2 separate regions of the Homo sapiens genome follow, and region 2 is linked to region 1. Evidence: chromatin loops called from intact Hi-C (ENCODE). Cell type or tissue: K562. All regions are shown on one strand. Each heading gives the region's core, and the rest is flanking DNA. Links, peaks and the distances in the headings are about the cores only.

What was found. A loop is a pair of places that touch in the nucleus more often than their neighbours do. Peaks named below come from ENCODE experiments on the same cell type or tissue, not always from the same donor. Only the 100,000 strongest peaks of a DNase experiment are listed, where the experiment ranks them.
Region 2: it touches region 1 in a loop (5-fold over the local background); 2 of 110 quality-filtered maps call a loop at or near these places.

Annotation. Positions count from the first base shown.
Region 1 is chrX:40,789,597-40,797,927 of GRCh38, forward strand. No RefSeq gene overlaps it. Among named protein-coding and RNA genes, the nearest start is that of MED14OS, 58 kb to the left of the region's middle. In K562, for the core only: a CTCF peak has its summit at 4,621 (motif pointing left); a DNase peak (open chromatin) is centred at 4,665.
Region 2 is chrX:41,248,871-41,257,201 of GRCh38, forward strand. No RefSeq gene overlaps it. Among named protein-coding and RNA genes, the nearest start is that of LINC02601, 23 kb to the right of the region's middle. In K562, for the core only: a CTCF peak has its summit at 5,017 (motif pointing left); a DNase peak (open chromatin) is centred at 5,021; H3K4me3 peaks cover 456 bases.

The DNA of each region.
Region 1 (8,331 bases), core at 322-8,321:
CAAGAAGACTGATATGGTTTGGCTATGTCCCCTTCCAAATCTCAACTTGAATTGTAGCTCCCATAATCCCCATGTATCATAGGAGGGACCCAGTGGGAGGTAATTGAATCATGGTGGTGGTGGGTTTTCCCATGCTGTTCTCATGACAATGAATAAGTCTCATGAGATCTGATGGTTTAATAAAGGGCAGTTCCCCTGCACAAGCTCTCTTGCCTGCTGCCATGTAAGATGTGCCTTTCCTCCTCCTTTGTCTTCTGCCATGATTGTGAGGCCTCCCCAGACATTTGGAACTGTGAGTCCATTAAACCTCTTTTTCTTTATAAATTACCCCGTCTCGGGTATTTCTTCATTGCAGTATGAAAATGGACTAATACAAAGACCCTGAATCAAGAATTTGAATGCCAATAGTTCATTTGAGAGGTGAACCTCAAAAACAACAGTGGGGAAAGGGGGAAGTAAAAAAGGAAGGAGAAGGAAGCCATGTTAAGGAGAAGGAAGGTATGTTATTGTCCAGAACTATAAAGGGTCATGTATTCATTTAAAATTTGAAAAAGAATAAATGCTTACTGGAGAAATTCCAGAAAAGATATATATGTATACAGATTATATGGATGTATATTATTATATGATATAAATGTCAAGAAGTGTGAAGGTTCTGAGATTTTACCGTACTTGCAAGCTAACAAGTTAGCCAGCCACAGATTCATAGATGCTGGCAGAAGACAGGAGACTCCTGGTTTAGAGGAAAGGGATATATTACTCATGGCACAGCAGGCAGTTCCCCACATTTCCACAGGGTGATGGGGAATGGCCCATATGGATGCTGCACATGCAGTATTAATCACCAAATTCCCATCCCTTTTCGACTAGGGCTGCTCCGGGGACCTTAACTCCATGGCACTTCTGGTCTATTGACCATTCTACCACACCCAGTTGTCAGAGCCAGTCCTGACCAAAATATGGAATTGGCTTTGATTACCAACTTCCCCTTCTCCAAACTTTCCCCAAGGTGACTGTCTCTACCTTCCCCAAGGAGAAAGTGGGTCCACATCTTTATGTGTCTTGGTCTCTTCTTTTATTCTCAGTGAAGTCTGCCATGGTAAACTCTTCATCTGCACTAGAGAGTAAATGGCTGGGAACAGCTGTGTTATCCTTGGAACTGGGATCAATGTCTTAAAGCTAAAGATTTAAACACCTCATTTAAGTGAAACGGGAGAGTTCCCTGATTCCCCTTGCGGATGTGTGATGGGGTGTCGCTTGCTTGGTCGCTGGCAGCTCAAACCCCTAGGGAGAGCATGCAGCTGGGCAGATGCAGAGGCCGTTGTGAGCACTTTTGGGCTCCGGCCCCAAGACAGCTTCTAGGGATGGGTGTCTGCAACTCCCGAAGCCCAAGTGGGCATGTGTTATCAAGCTCTTTCAGATTTGCCATCTGCAGGTGGCTTGTATGTTAAGCAGCTCAATGGACCCTCTGCCTTATTGCAAGGACTGGGGGGCAGTGTAACAGCCTTCTGTATCCTGAGTTATTGCCCAGTGTACCAGAAGAATCGGATCACACGTGGGCTCGAAAGATGAGTGCAAGATTTTATTGAATGGTGAAGGTGGCTCTCAGTGAGATGGATGGGGAGTCAGAAGGGGGTGGATGGAGTGGTAAGGTGGTCTTCCCCTGGAGTCAGGCCACCCAATGGCCAGATTCTTCTCTGACCGCCCCTAGCTGAATTCCCCTCAGCATCCAGATGTTACTCCTCTTCTCTCTTTCTCTGCTGCGTTGTTCCACTGTCGCTGGTCTGCTGGTCCCAACATTCAGCCACTTGTGTGTGTGCCCACTAAGGTCTTGGGTTTATACAGGGGCAGGATAGGCGGGGGGGACATGGCAGTCCAAAAGGCAACTTTTTGGGTGCAAAACCAGAAAAGCCTGTCTTCATTTAGGGCCGCAGGTCTTCAGGCTTGAGGGTGGGGTCTTTGCCGGGGAGCCACCTTCTTCTACCCAGTATTTCCCCGTCTCCTGTCCATCTCATTTCCCCCCTCTGAAGAGGTACATCTAACTGCTGTTAGAATATGTATGACAACTGACCTTAGCTACTTCCTGCTGACAGGGAGCATTGTTTTGGGGAAAATAGCAGTCAGATTCCTCTCAGAGGTCTATCTAAGGGTCCCCAGCAAAGCGGAGCCATTGTCTGAGGCTCTGGTTGCCTGACCATTTGGAGTTTGATGGTTTCTAGGTGTGAGAGAATAAAACAAGTTTTATAAGGTTAAGTATCCATGGGTTAAACGTGTATTATATAAGGAAAGAATCTAGTGCCAAGGGTTACAGAGATAAGAAGTGAGGCCGGGTGCTGTGGCTCACCCCTGCAATCCCAGCACTTTGGGAGGCCGAGGCAGAGGGATCACCTAAAGTCAAGAGTTCAAGACCAGCCTGGCCAACATAGTGAAACCCCGTCTCTAAAAATACAAAAATTAGCCGGGTGTGGCGGCGCACACCTGTAATCCCAGCTACTTGGGACGCTGAGGCAGGAGAATTGCTTGAACCTTGGAGGTGGAGGTTGCAGTGAGCCAAGATCACACCACTGCACTCCAGCCTGGGTGACAGAGTGAGACTCCATCTCAAAAAAAAAAAAAAAAGAAAGAAGTGAAATATACGAATTATTCTGAAAACATTATTGTGCTCTGTGGTATAGAACAGAACAAAGGTAAGAACAGCAAGCATAGGCAAGACTATAAAGAGGATACCCATGGAAGGCTAATTATTAACACTTATCTTTTGTGATTTTTAGCTTGAGGTCCCCAATCTCTTCACATTGGTACTTTGGGTGTTCTTCTGGGTCAACGGAGGTGACTCTGTTGGCTTCCCAAGTCTTTACTTGGGTATAATGAATCCAAGAGTCTATTCCAGTGACCTTCACTGCCACAGGAGTAGAAAGGAGTACAGTGTAGGGTCCCTCCCAACCTGGGCCTATAGAGAGAGAAAGGGAAGGGATATCACTTTTACTAGCACTAGGTCCCTTGGGTTGAACAGAGGTGGCCCTGGTTCACGGGATTGGGCCTCCAACAATTGTTTCAGTTCCTGTTGGAAATGGACCAAAGAGGTTATGTGCTTAGTTAAATTAGAGGTTTCTTGGTCTAGCAAGAGATAACTGGTGAGAAAAGGCTATCCACACATCATTTCAAAGGGACTCAAACCTAGCTTTGAAGGAGTGTTTCTGACATGTAGCAGGGCTATGGGGAGAAGGGTAGTCCAGGGGAGATGAGTCTCCTGAGACGGTTTCCTGAGGTGCCTTTTGATAATATCATTTGTCTTTTCTACCTTTCCCGGGGATTGTGGTCTCCAGGCATAATGAAGATAGTACTGTAGAACCAAGTGCCTTTGAGACCCCCTGGGTGACGGCCACCTTGAACGAGGGGCCATTATTGCTCTGGAGATACTTAGGAAGTCCAAAGCAGGGAATTATCTCATTGATTAGTACTTTTATCACCTCAGAGGCTTTCTCTGTCTGACATGGAAATGCTTCTACCCAGTTAGTGAACGTATCTATTTATAGTAGGAGGTACTGGATGCCCCTTGTCTTTGGCATATGGGTGAAATCCATTTGCCAGTCTTCCCCAAGGTAGCCGCTTGTCTTTTGAGTTCCTGGCCAAAGACGCTGTCGATTAAGGAGACTGTTTTTAAGGCAGATCTTGCCACCATTAACAACTTGTTTAACTCTTTGTATTAGATTTTTACCTGAGAACAATCTCTGGGCCAGTTGATAGGTTTTATCCTTACCTAGGTGGAAGGCCTAGTGAAGGCTTTTAAGTACTTTCCATTGGTTGGCAGCTGGTAGATGAAGCTTATTGTCCTCCGATTGTAGCCATCCTGAGGACTGCAGGATGTATCCCCAAGAGGTGGCCCATTCTATTTCTGCAAGAGAGTATTGAGGTTTTATTTCTCTGATGCGGCCCTCCCAGATCAGTAGGGCTTCAAGTGGATCAGAGACCTGGGCCCCCTTGCTGCTGATTTAGCTGCTTTGTCCTCCAGCCTATTTCCCTCGGCTATCTCATCCATCACTCTTTGATGGCCTTTACAATGTATTATTGCCAGCTCCCATGGGAGGAAAACCAAGGAAAATAGTCTTATTAATTTCCTGATGGTATTCAATGGGAGACTAATTAGCTGTGAGGAAGTTCTTCTCTTTCCAGATAGTAGCATGGGCATGGAGGACTAGGAAAGCATACTTAGAATCAGTATAAATGGGCCAGGCGCGGTGATTCACGCCTGTAATCCCAGCACTTTGGGAGGCCGAGGCAGGCGGATCACCTGAGGTCAGGAGTTCAAGACCAGCCTGACCAACATGGAGAAACCCTGTCTCTACTGAAAATACAAAATTAGCCGGGCATGGTGGCGCATGCCTGTAATCCCAGGTACCCGGGAGGCTGAGGCAGGAGAATCGCTTGAACCTGGGAGGCAGAGGTTGCAGTGAGCTGAGATTGCGCCATTGCACTCCAGCCTGGAAGTGCAATGAAGAGGAAACTCCGTCAGAAAGAGAGAGAGAGAGAGAGAGAGAGAGAGAGAGAGAGAGAGAGAGAGAGAGAGAGAGAGAAAGAATCAGTATAAATGCTGTTTTTCCTTTGCTTAACTTGAGCGCCCTCTTGAGGGCAATTAGTTTGGTTAGTTGAACACTTGTGCCCTAGGAGAGGTGCACTTTCAACTATATCGTTCATATAGCTGTTGCATACCCTGCTTTATGGGTTCTTTGTTCTACAAAAGAACTCCCGTCCGTAAAGAGAATCCAGTCTGGGTAAAACAGACTCGGGGCTGTTGCAGGGGGCACAGTGGGAGTGAGATCAGCTCTTTGGTTTGTGTGGGAGCTGGGTGGGGCCTGTGACTGCCGGCTTTCCCCCACTTCCCTGACAACTTGCATGACTCAGCAGAGGCAGCCATAATCCTCCTAGGAACACAACTTCAGTGACCTGGGAATCTCACCCCCATCCCCCATGGCAGCCGCAGCAAGACCCGCCAAGGAGAGCACGCCTAGCCCTGCTCCCACCTGATGGTCCTTCACTACCCACCCTGGTAGCAGAAGGCAAAGGACATATAATCTTGGGAGTTCTACAGCCGTGCCTACTGCCAGTCCCTCTCCACACTATTATAGTTGATGCTTTCTGGAAAGCACCACCTCCTGGCAGGAAGCCAACCAGCACAAAAATAGAGCATTAAACCAACAAAGCTAAGGACCCCCATGGAGTCCATTGCACCCTCCACCACCTCCACCAGAACAGGTGCTGGTATCCATGGCTGAAAGACTCACAGATGGTTCACATCACAGGACTCTGTGCAGACAACCCCCAGTACCAGCCTGGAGCCGGATTGACTCACTGGGTGGCTAGACCCAGAAGAGAGACAACAATCACTGGAGTTCAGCTCACAGGAAGCCACATCCCCAGAAAAGGGGGAGAATACTATATCAAGGGAACACCCCATGGGACAAAAAAATCTGAACAACAGCCTTCAGCCCTAGACCTTCCCTCTGACAGAGGCTACACAAATGAGAAGGAACCAGAAAACCAGCCCTGGTAATATAAGAAAACAAGGCTTGTCAACACCTCCCAAAAATTACACTGGTTCACCAGCAATGGCTCCAAACCAAGAAGAAATCCCCTATTTACCTGGAAAAGAATTCAGGAGGCTAGTTATTAAGCTAATCAGGGAGGGACCAGAGAAAGGCGAAGCCCAATGCAAGGAAATCCAAAGAAATGATGCAAGAAGTGAAGGGAGAAATATTCAAGGAAATAGATAGCCTAAAGAAAAAACAATCAAAAATTCAGAAAACTTTGGACACACTTTTAGAAATGCGAAATGCTCTGGAAAGTCTCAGCAATAGAATTGAACAAGTAGAGGAAAGAAACTCAGAGCTCGAAGACAAGGTCTTTGAATTAACCCAATCCAACAAAGACAAAGAAAAAAGATTAAGAAAATATGAACAAAGCCTCCAAGAAGTCTGAGATTATGTTAAACACCCAAACCTAAGAATAATCAGTGTTTCTGAGGAAGAAAACAATTCAAAATGCTTGGAAAATATATTTGGGGGAATAATCAAGGAAAACTTCCCCAGCCATGCTAGAGACCTAGACATGCAAATACAAGAAGCGCAAGGAACACCTGGGAAATTCATCACAAAAAGATCATCGCCTAGGCGCACTGTCATCAGGTTATCCAAAGTTAAGACAAAGGAAAGAATCTTAAGAGCTGTGAGACAGAAGCACCAGGTAACCTGTAAAGGAAAACCTATCAGATTAACAGCAGATTTCTCAGCAGAAACCCTACAAGCTAGAAGGGATTGGGGCCCTATCTTCAGCCTCCTCAAACAAAACAATTATCAGCCAAGAATTTTGCATCTGGCAAAACTAGGCATCATATATGAAGGAAAGATACAGTCGTTTCAGACAAACAAATGCTGAGAGAATTCGCCATTACCAAGCCACCACTACAAGAACTGCTAAAAGGAGCTCTAAATCTTGAAACAAATCCCGAAAACACATCAAAACAGAACCTCTTTAAAGCATAAATCACACAGGACCTGTAAACCAAAAATACAAGTTAAAAAGCAAAACAAACAAACAAAGTATGCAGGCAACAAAGAGCATGATGAATGCAACGGTACCTCACATTTCAATACTAACTGAATGTAAATGGCCTAAATGCTCCACTTAAAAGATACAGAACCGCAGAATGGATAAGAACTCACCAACTGGCCGGGTGCGGTGGCTCTCTCCCGTAATCCCAGCACTTTGGGAGGCCGAGGTGGACGGATCACAAGGTCAGGAGATCGAGACCATCCTGGCTAACAAGGTGAAATCCCGTCTCTACTAAAAATACAAAAAATTAGCCGGGTGTGGTGGTGGGCACCTGTAGTCCCAGCTACTCAGGAGGCTGAGGCAGGAGAATGGCGTGAACCCGGGAGGCGGAGCTTGCAGTGAGCCGAGATTATGCCACTGCACTCCAGCCTGGGCAACAGAGCGAGACTCCATCTCAAAAACAACAACAACAACAAAAAAACAAAAACAGAACAAACAAAAAGAACTCACCAACCATCTGCTGCCTTCAGGAGACTCACCTAACACATAAGGACTCACATAAAGTAAAGGAGTGGAAAAAAGGCATTTCATGTAAATGGACACCAAAAGTGAGCAGGGATAGCTATTCTTATATTAGACAAAACAAACTTTAAAGCAATAGCAGTTAAAAGAGAAAAAGCGGGACATTATATGATGGTAAAAGGCCTTGTCCAACAGGAAAATATCACAATCCTAAACATACATGCACGTAACACTGGAGCTCCCAAATTTATAAAACAATTACTAATAGACCTAAGAAATGTGATAGACAGCAATACAATAATAGTGGGGGACTTCAATACTCCACTGACAGCGCTAGACAGGTCATCAAGACAGAAAGTCAGTAAAGAAACAATGAATTTAAACCATACCTTGGAACAAATGGACTTAACAGACATACACAGAACATTTCATCCAACAACCACAGAATACACATTCTATTCGACAGTGCATGGAACTTTCTCCAAGATAGACCATACGATAGACCATGAAATGAGCCTCAATAAATTTAAGAAAATTGAAATTATATCAAACACTCTCTCAGACCACAGTGGAATGAAACTGGAAATCAACTCCAAAAGGAACCTTCAAAACCACCACGCAAATACATGGAATTAAATAACCTGCTCTTGAATGAGCAAAAGGTCAAAAACCAACTCAAGATGGAAATTTAAAAACTCTTCAAACTGAATGACAATAATGACACAACCTATCAAAACCTCTGGGATACAGCTAAGGCAGTGCTAAGAGGAAAGTTCATAGTCCTAAACACCTACATCAAAAAGTCTGAAAGAGCACAAACAGACAATCTAAGGTCATACCTCAAGGAACTAGAGAAAGAAGAACAAACCAAACCCCAAACCAGCAGAAGAAAGGAAATGACCAAGATCAGAGCAGAACTAAATGAAGTTGAAATTTAAAAAAACTAATACAAAAGATAAATGAAACAAAAAGCTGGTTCTTTGAAAAGATAAATAAAATTGATAGACCATTAGCAAGATTAACCAAGAAAAGAAGAGAGAAAATCCAAATAACCTCGCTGAGAAACAAAACAGGAGATATTACAACTGACACTACTGAAATACAAAAGATCATTCAAGGCTACTATGAACACCTTTACACACATAAACCAGAAAACCTAAAAGAGATGGATAAATTCCTGGAAAAATACAACCTTTCTAGCTTAAATCAGGAAGAATTAGATACCCTGAACAGACCAATAACAAGCAGAGCGATTGAAAT
Region 2 (8,331 bases), core at 250-8,249, 460 kb after region 1:
TGTTTGTTTGTTTGTTTGTTTTGAGACAGAGTCTCCCTCTGTTGCCCAGGCTGGAGTGCAGCAGCGAGATCTTGGCTCACTGCAACCTCTGCCTCCCAGGTTCAAGCGATTCTCCTGCCTCAGCCTCCCGAGCAGCTGGGATTGCAGGCGCGTGCCACCACACCTGGCTAATTTTTGTATTTTTAGTAGAGACAGGGTTTCACCATGTTGGTCAGGCTGGTCTCGAACTCCTGACCTGGTGATCTGCCCGCCTTGGCATCCCCAAGTGCTGGGATTACAGGCGTGAGCCACCGCGCCCGGCCTGTTTGTTTTTTAATTCCCTAACTTGGCACAACAAAAAGTTGGCAAACCAAATTGGTTCCTTTTTTTGTTTGTTTCTTTGTTTTTGATTTTGATTCAGCGTCTCACTCTGTTGCACAGGCTGCAGTGCAGTGGCGCAATCTCAGCTCACTGCAACCTCTGCCTCCCGGGTTCAAGCCATTCTCCTGTCTCAGCCTCCCAAGGAGTAGCAGGGACTACAGGCACATGCCACCACACCCAGCTAATTTTTGTATTTTTAGTAGAGATGGGGTTTCTCCATGTTGGTCAGGCTGGTCTCGAACTCCTGACCTCAGGTGATCCACCCACCTTGGTCTCCCAAAGTGCTAGGATTACAGGCATGAGCCACCGCGCCGGGCCAGGTCCTGTTTTTTGAAAAAGTGTATCAGTTTGTGAAATTTGAGATATCTGAGAGCAGCTCATCTATGGCATCTCAGTAAATGTTGGATTCCAAATGAGGCAAGCTGGAATGGGGCCCCTAGTGTTCACTGACACAGCAAACGTAGGGTCAGCAAACGACAGGGTGGAGCAGAGAGGACAGACATGTGTTTATTTTCTGTAGCTAAAGGACTTGACAAGTCAAAGAATCCCTGGCCATTAAAATCCAAGGAGTAAATATACCAACTCATGTACCTTACACTGATACAAGCTGTTCACTGATCTGAGTGCCCAGGGAGGGTTCATTCCCTGCATGTGGATTTGGGGAGAGATTCTCTTCTCCTCAGGGCCCAGGGACTGCCTTTTCCAGAACTGGCCATCACAATTTGCCCATCTCTCTTGGCAAAGAAGGACCTCCTTGGTCTGCTTGTCCAGGCAGGGCCTCCACAGACACTCCCCTGCCCTCACATGGTCTCCCCTCCTCTTGCTTCCTGCCCTGGCCTGGGTAGACTGGCCGTGCTGGGAGGAAAGGTGGCCCCTCATCATCTCCCCTACCCACTGTCCTGGGCCGTGGCCTCCATGTCCCACACTGTCCCACCCTCCACTCAATTGTCATGGCAAGAGAGTAAGTGAGGATGAAAATATGCAAAATTGGCCGGGCGTGGTGGCTCAGGCCTATAATCCCAGCACTTTGGGAGGCCGAGGCAGGTGGATCACTTGAGGTCAGGAGTTCGAGACCAGCCTGGCCAACATGGTGAAATCCTGTCTCTACTAAAAATACAAAAATTAGCCGGGCATGGTGGTGGCCGCTTGTAATCCCAGCTACTCGGGAGGCTGAAGCAGGAGAATCGCTTGAACCCGGGAGGTGGAGGTTGCAGTGAGCCAAGATTGCGCCACTGTACTTCAGCCTGGGAGACAGAGTAAAACTCTGTCTCAAAAGAAAAAAAAAAAAGAAAATATGCAGGATCACATTTGCTTCCCCACGCCCTTCCACTGCCCAGCATTTCCTACTGTCTTTGCCTTGTCCATCCTCTCATCATGGCGGCAGCCAGGCCAGTCTTGTTCTTTGCCTTGGGGATGTATTAGCAGAAAGTAGAGGAAAAGGGGCTGCTTCTAGCATCCAAGTTTTAAAGGGCCTGGCCCCTGAGAGGCAACAAAATAACTCCAAGTGGACCCTTGATTTGAGGCAACACCTGGTGAGTCCGGGCATGTGGACCCTTTTCTGGTGCAGGCACGTGGACCATCTCTCTTGGACCAGAAAAAGGTCCATGTGCCCAGACTCACAAGGGAGTAAAAGGGTGAGGGAAGGTATGCAGGCCCAGAACAACTGCTCACAGCCCAGCTGGCAGAGGGTGCTAGACCCAGAGGGGCCTGCAGATGAGGGCCAGACACAGCTGCAAAGGCGCGCGTGCGTCCTTCACAGTTGCCAACAGGTGGAAACAGCCCAGGCATCCATGAACAGATGAACGGGTAAACAGAATGGGGCCTATCCATACAATGGAATATGACTCAGCAATGAAAAGGAAGGAAGCGCTGACGCGTGCTGCAACATGGATGAACTTTGAAAACAGGCTGAGTGAAAGAAGCCAGATACAGGAGGCCATGGTCGCACGATTCTATTGATATAAAACATCCAGAATAGGCAAATCCATAGAGATGGAAAGCAGATTAGTGGCTGCCAGGGGCTGAGAGAGGGGAGAAGGGGAAGTGACTGCTAATGGGCAGGGGTTTCTTTTTTTTTGGAGAAAGGAAAATGTTCTGGAACTAGATAGTGATGATAGTTGCACAAGATTATGAATGCACTAAATGCTACAAATTGCACACCTTAAAATGGTTACAATGGTAAATTTTATGGTATGTATATTTTACCACAATAAAAAAAACTTTTGGCCGGTGAGCTGGCTCACACCTGTAATCCCAGCACTTTCCGAGGCCGAGGTGGGTGGATTGCTTGAGGTCAGGAGTTCGAGACCAGCTTGGCCAACATGGCGAAACCCCATCTCTACTAAAAATACAAAAACTTAGCCGAGTGTGGTGGCGTGTGCCTGTAGTCCCAGTTACTCAGGAGGCTGAGGCAGGAGAATCACTAGAGCCCGGGAGGCAGAGGTTGTAGTGAGCCGAGATGGCACCACTTCACTCCAGCCTGGGCAACAGAGCAAGACTCCATCTCAAAAAAAAGAAAGAAAGAAAGAAAAAACTTTTAATGGTGAACATGGTTAATTATATATGTATTTTACCACAATAAATTAAAAAAAAATTTTTTTTTTGAGACAGGATCTCGTTCTGTCACCCAGGCTGGAGTGCAGTGGTAGTGCAATCTCAGTTCATTGCAACCTCTGCCCCTGGGCCTCAAGCAATCCTCCCATCTCAGCCTCCCGAGTAGCTGGGATTACAGATGTGCGCCACTATGCCCTGCTAAATTTTTTTGTATTTTTTGTAGAGACAGGGTTTTACCATGTTGCCCAGGCTGGTCTCAATCTCCTGAGCTCAAGCAATCTGATTCGCCTGCCTTGGCTTCCCAAAGTGCTGGGATCATAAGTGTGTACAATTAAATTATTATTGACTATAGTCACCCTGTTGTGCTATCAAATACTAGATCTTATTTATTCTGTAAATACTAGATGCTATTCTATTTTTTTGTACCCATTAACAATCCGCACCCACTCCCACTACCTTTCCCAGTCTCTGGCAAGCGTCCTACACTCTACACAATAAATTTTTAATTTAAAAAAAATTTATTTTTTATTTTTTGGTAGAGATAGGTTCTCTCTATGTTGCCCAGGCTGGTCTTGAATTCCTGGCTTCAAGCTATCCTCCTGCCTCAGCCTCCTAAAGTGCTGGGATTACATGCATGAGCCACTGAGCCCAGCCTCAATAAATGTTTTTGTTTGTTTGTTTGTTTGTTTTTTGAGATGGAGTCTCGCTCTGTTGCCCAGGCTGGAGTGCAGTGGTGCGATCTTGGCTCACTGCAACCTCCACCTCCCAGGTTCAAGTGATTCTCCTGCCTCAGCCTCTCAAGTAGCTGGGATTAAAGGCGCTGCCACCATGTCCGGCTAATCTTTGTATTTTTAGTAGAGATGGGATTTCACCATGTTGGCCAGGCTGGTCTCGAACTTCTGACCTCAAGTGATCCACCTGCCTTGGCCTCCCAAAGTGCTGGGATTACAGGCATGAGCCACCACGCCCAGCCGCCTCAAATTTTTAAAAAAACATGTGCCTTCCCCTGCACGTTGCTCCAGGGACGTGCACACACACCCTCTGCCTGGCACACCACAGCTGACAAGGGCTGACAATAGTCAATTTCATCAGAGTGCTTTTCTCACCTAGATCCTTCCTTTCTGCCTCCTCACCACACCCCTTTACCCACAAACAGTGGGAGGGGAGCCCTGGACACTCTCAGCTTCCTCCTGCCCCTGAGTTCCAGCGATCAAAGATAAAATTGAAAACATTAGCTATGCCCACTGCTCCCTGGTGGAAGGCAGCCACCTTCTGAGGAGGTCCCATGGGAGAGTGAGTCCCCTCCCCGTGCATAACCCGACCCCCAAATTGGGGGCTCTTCAGACCTCATCAGATCCTGCACAGGCCCCCCAGGATAGGTGCTTGGGGTGCAGCAGCTGGCCAAGGCGCTGTGCCTTGTTGTCTAGGTGGTGTGCCCACCCGGGCTCCCGGTCCCGCCTGGTCACAAGCATCCCCGCGTCAGCTGATGAACACCCCTGTCCAGCAGGTGCCAGACACCCGAAATCAAGAGGAGTGTCCTGTGCTCCAGGAGCCTGAGAGGTGGCAAAGTCCCCGGGGGGAGGCGTGATGGTAGGGAAGGCTTCTGACATACCTCTGCAGGGGCCAGGGCCCTGAGTCCCGGGTCCCCATGGTGTGTTTCTGTGTGAAGTCAGTGGCACTGCCAGCGCCGTGGTCATATTACCTAGGCCACAGCTGCCAGGCCTGCAAGCTCTTTCCTACTTCCCTTAGGTGCCCAGACCCAAAGTCAAGAGGACCTTGACCCGTGGGGGTCGTGGGGAATGAAAACCGTCCTGCGAACTTGAACTTCACTAGGGAGGCGGCGCTCTCTCTGCCCCGGTTCTATCACGCGCATCCGTTAGGAACTAAGCGGCACCTGCGCGAGGCTAGGCTTGTTGACATATTTCTTGCTGGCGGCGTCCTCTCGCGTGGAGCACGACTGCGCAAAGCGCCGACAGTCCCCCGAGCGAGGACGGCAGCGAGACTCCGAAGCCCCCTTAGCAACCAAGCCGGTGCCGCTGCCCTTGCGCCGGGACTGCAGCCGGGTCTTCCGAAGTGAGGATATGCTGCCCTCTAGAGGCCGCGGGGTGACATGGCCCATGAGGCTGTCTGGGCAGGGTGGGTTCGGGTGGGAGGAACCAAGGTGGACAAGCCTCGAAGTAAGAGATCTGTTCAAGGTCACAGGGAGTCGGGACTCATGCGGAGGCACAGATCCAAGCTCTCTGTACTGGGCCCTTTGGTATTCTGTTGGCTCCTATTTTTTTGTTTGTTTGTTTTTTGTTTTTTGTTTTAGATGGAATCTCTGTAGCCCAGGCTGGAGGGCAGTGGCGCGATCTCGGCTCACCACAACCTCCACTGCTGGGATCAAGCGATTCTCCTGCCTCAGCCTCCCGAGTAGCGGGGATTACAGGCGTGCGCCACCATGCTGGCTAAATTTTGTATTTCTTAGCTTTTTTTAAGCTTTTTTTTTTTTTTTTTTTGAGATGGGGTTTCGCTCTTGTTGCCTAGGCTAAAGTGCAGTGGCGTGATCTTGGCTCACTGCGACCTCCACCTCCAGGGTTCAAGAGATTCTCCTGCCTCAGCCTCCCGAGTAGCTGGGATTACAGGCGCGTGCCACCATGCCTGGCTAATTTTTTGTAGTTTTACTAGAGATGGGGTTTCACCATGTTTGGTAGAGATGGGGTTTCACCATGGTCTCAAACTCCTGACCTCAGGTGATCTGCCCACCTCGGCTTTCCAAAGTGTTGGGATTACAGGCATGAGCCACCGTGCCCTGCTGCCCCTGTTATTTATTTATTTATTTATTTATTTATTTTTAGATGGGATTTCACTCCTGTTGCCCAGGCTGGAGTACAATGGTGCGATCTCAGCTCACCGCAACCTCTGCCTCCTGGGTTCAAGCGACTCTCCTGCCTCAGCCTCCCGAGTAGCTGGGATTACAGGCACGTGCCACCACATCCGGCTAATTTTGTATTTTTAGTAGAGACGGGGTTTCATCATGTTGGTCAGGCTGGTCTCAAACTCCCAACCTCAGGTGATCCACCCGCTTCAGCCTCCCAAAGTGCTGGGATTACAGGCGTGACGACCGTGCCTGGCCCTGCCCCCTTTTTTTAAAAAGAAAACAATCCGGCTGAGCGCTGTGGCTCATGCCTGTAATCCCAGCACTTTGGGAGGCCGAGGCGGGCAGATCACCCGAGGTCGGGAGTTCGAGACCAGCCTGATTAACATGGAGAAAGCCCGTCTCTACTAAAAAATACAAAAATTAGCCGGGCGTGGTGGTGCATGCCTGTAATCCCAGCTACTCGGAGGCTGAGGCAGGAGAATCGCTTGAACCCGGGAGGCAGAGGTTGCGGCGAGCCGAGATCGTGCCATTGCGCTCCAGCCTGGGCAACAAGAGCGAACCTCTGTCTCAAAAAAAAAAAAAAAAAAAAAAAAAATCTCATTTCTGTAATCCCAGCACTTTGGGAGGCTGAGGTGGGCGGATCACTTGAAGCCAGGAGTTTGAGACCAGCCTAGCCAACATGGTAAAACCGGTCTCTATTAAAAATACAAACTTAGCCAGGTGCGGTGGCGAGTGCCTGTAATCCCAGGTACTTGGGAGCCTGAGGCAGAAGAATCCCTTGAGCCCAGGAGGCGGGGGCTGCAATGAGCCAAGATCATGCCACTGCCCTCCAGCCTGGGCAACAGAGTGAGACTCTCTCAAAAAACAAACAAAAAACCCTCTCACACACTCATACATACACAGAACTCATGAAGCTTAACCCTCAGAGCCCCTCATTTGCAGAAGACTCTTCGGGGCCTTTAAAATGGGATACGTTTCACATAGAGTTTTCACATATGTTTTCACATATAGTTTTCACATATGTTTTCACATATAGTTTTCACATATAGTTTTCACATATGTTTTCACATATAGTTATTATTGGCCATCCTGGGGTAGGAATGACTTCCAGGAATGATTTGACCTGCCCACCTGGCCTCATGATACTATGCACTATAGCAGCTGGGACTGGGCTGGTGGAGGAGCAGCAAGGTTTGGAATGTACAGAGCCAGACGTTAATCCATGGAAAATTCTTCCAACCATCAAACATGAAAACTTGTAAGCAGATCAAAATGAAAGTTTTTCCTCTTAAGAATATAATCAGGCTATGCGTGGTGGCTTACGCGTGTAATCCCAGCACTTTGGGAGGATGAGGCAGGAGGATCTCTTGAGCTTAGGAGTTTGAGACCAGCCTGGGCAATGTAGGAAGACCCTATCCCTAAAAAAAAAAATTAAAAAATCAGCCAGGTGTGGCGGCGCATACCTGTAGTCCTGGCTACTGGGGAGGCTGAGGTGGGAGGATCACTTGAGCCCAGGAAGTCAAGTCTGCAGTGAGCCATGATTGCACCACTGCACTCCAACCTGGGTGACAGAGTGAGTGAGACCCAGTCTCAAAGAAGAAGAAGAAGAAAAAAAGAAAAAAAAAAATATATATATATTCAATAATGCAGTAATATAATTGCAAACTCACTATATGATGAAAATATTTTTCAAATATTTCTATATATAACCTATAGAAACTATTCTGACATCTGAGAAGTAAATTGTACCAAAATATTTTTTCAGATCATACCAAAAGAGGAAGAGATAAATTTTGAATAGAGGTAATATATGGGCTCTTAGATTATTAAATAATCTACTTAATAAAATAAGTGAAATACATGAACACAGCAGGAAAACATTTACATTTTGTGCAGATTTGACTAAAATACTGTCATTGATAAAGATAACATAAATCTCATAATAGACTAGACCTCTACAGCAAGAATTGGAGGTCAAATTGGTCCATGAGTATTGCCAATTTAGAGTATTTAAGGTTAGTTCCTGAACATGAAACCTTGATATACCCTGAAAACTTACCGCTTTTATATGAAAGAAACTTGATAGAGGTTTTCCCAAATTTGACAACAATCCTAAAAATGTGCACAGAATTATTAATTATGAAAATGTAAAGCTGACATTTTTCTAAACTATCAGTAATGAAAACCAAATTTCTATCAACCATGTTAGAACAAAAACTGAACGATCTAACTATCTTTATTTATTTATTTATTTTTTTTTTTTGAGACGGAGTCTGGCTCCGTCACCCAGGCTGGAGGGCAGTGGCACTGTCTCAGCTCACTGCAACCTCCGCCTCCTGGATTCAAGCGATTCTCCTGCCTCAGCCTCCCGAGTAGCTGGGACTACAGATATGCGCCACCTCCTATGCCCGGCTAATTTTCGTATTATTAGTAGAGATGGGGTTTCACCATGTTGGCTAGGCTGGTCTCAAACTCCTGACCTCAGGTGATCCACCTGCCTCGGCCTCCCAAAGTGCTGGGATTACAGGCGTGAGCCACCACGCCCAGCCAAAAACTGA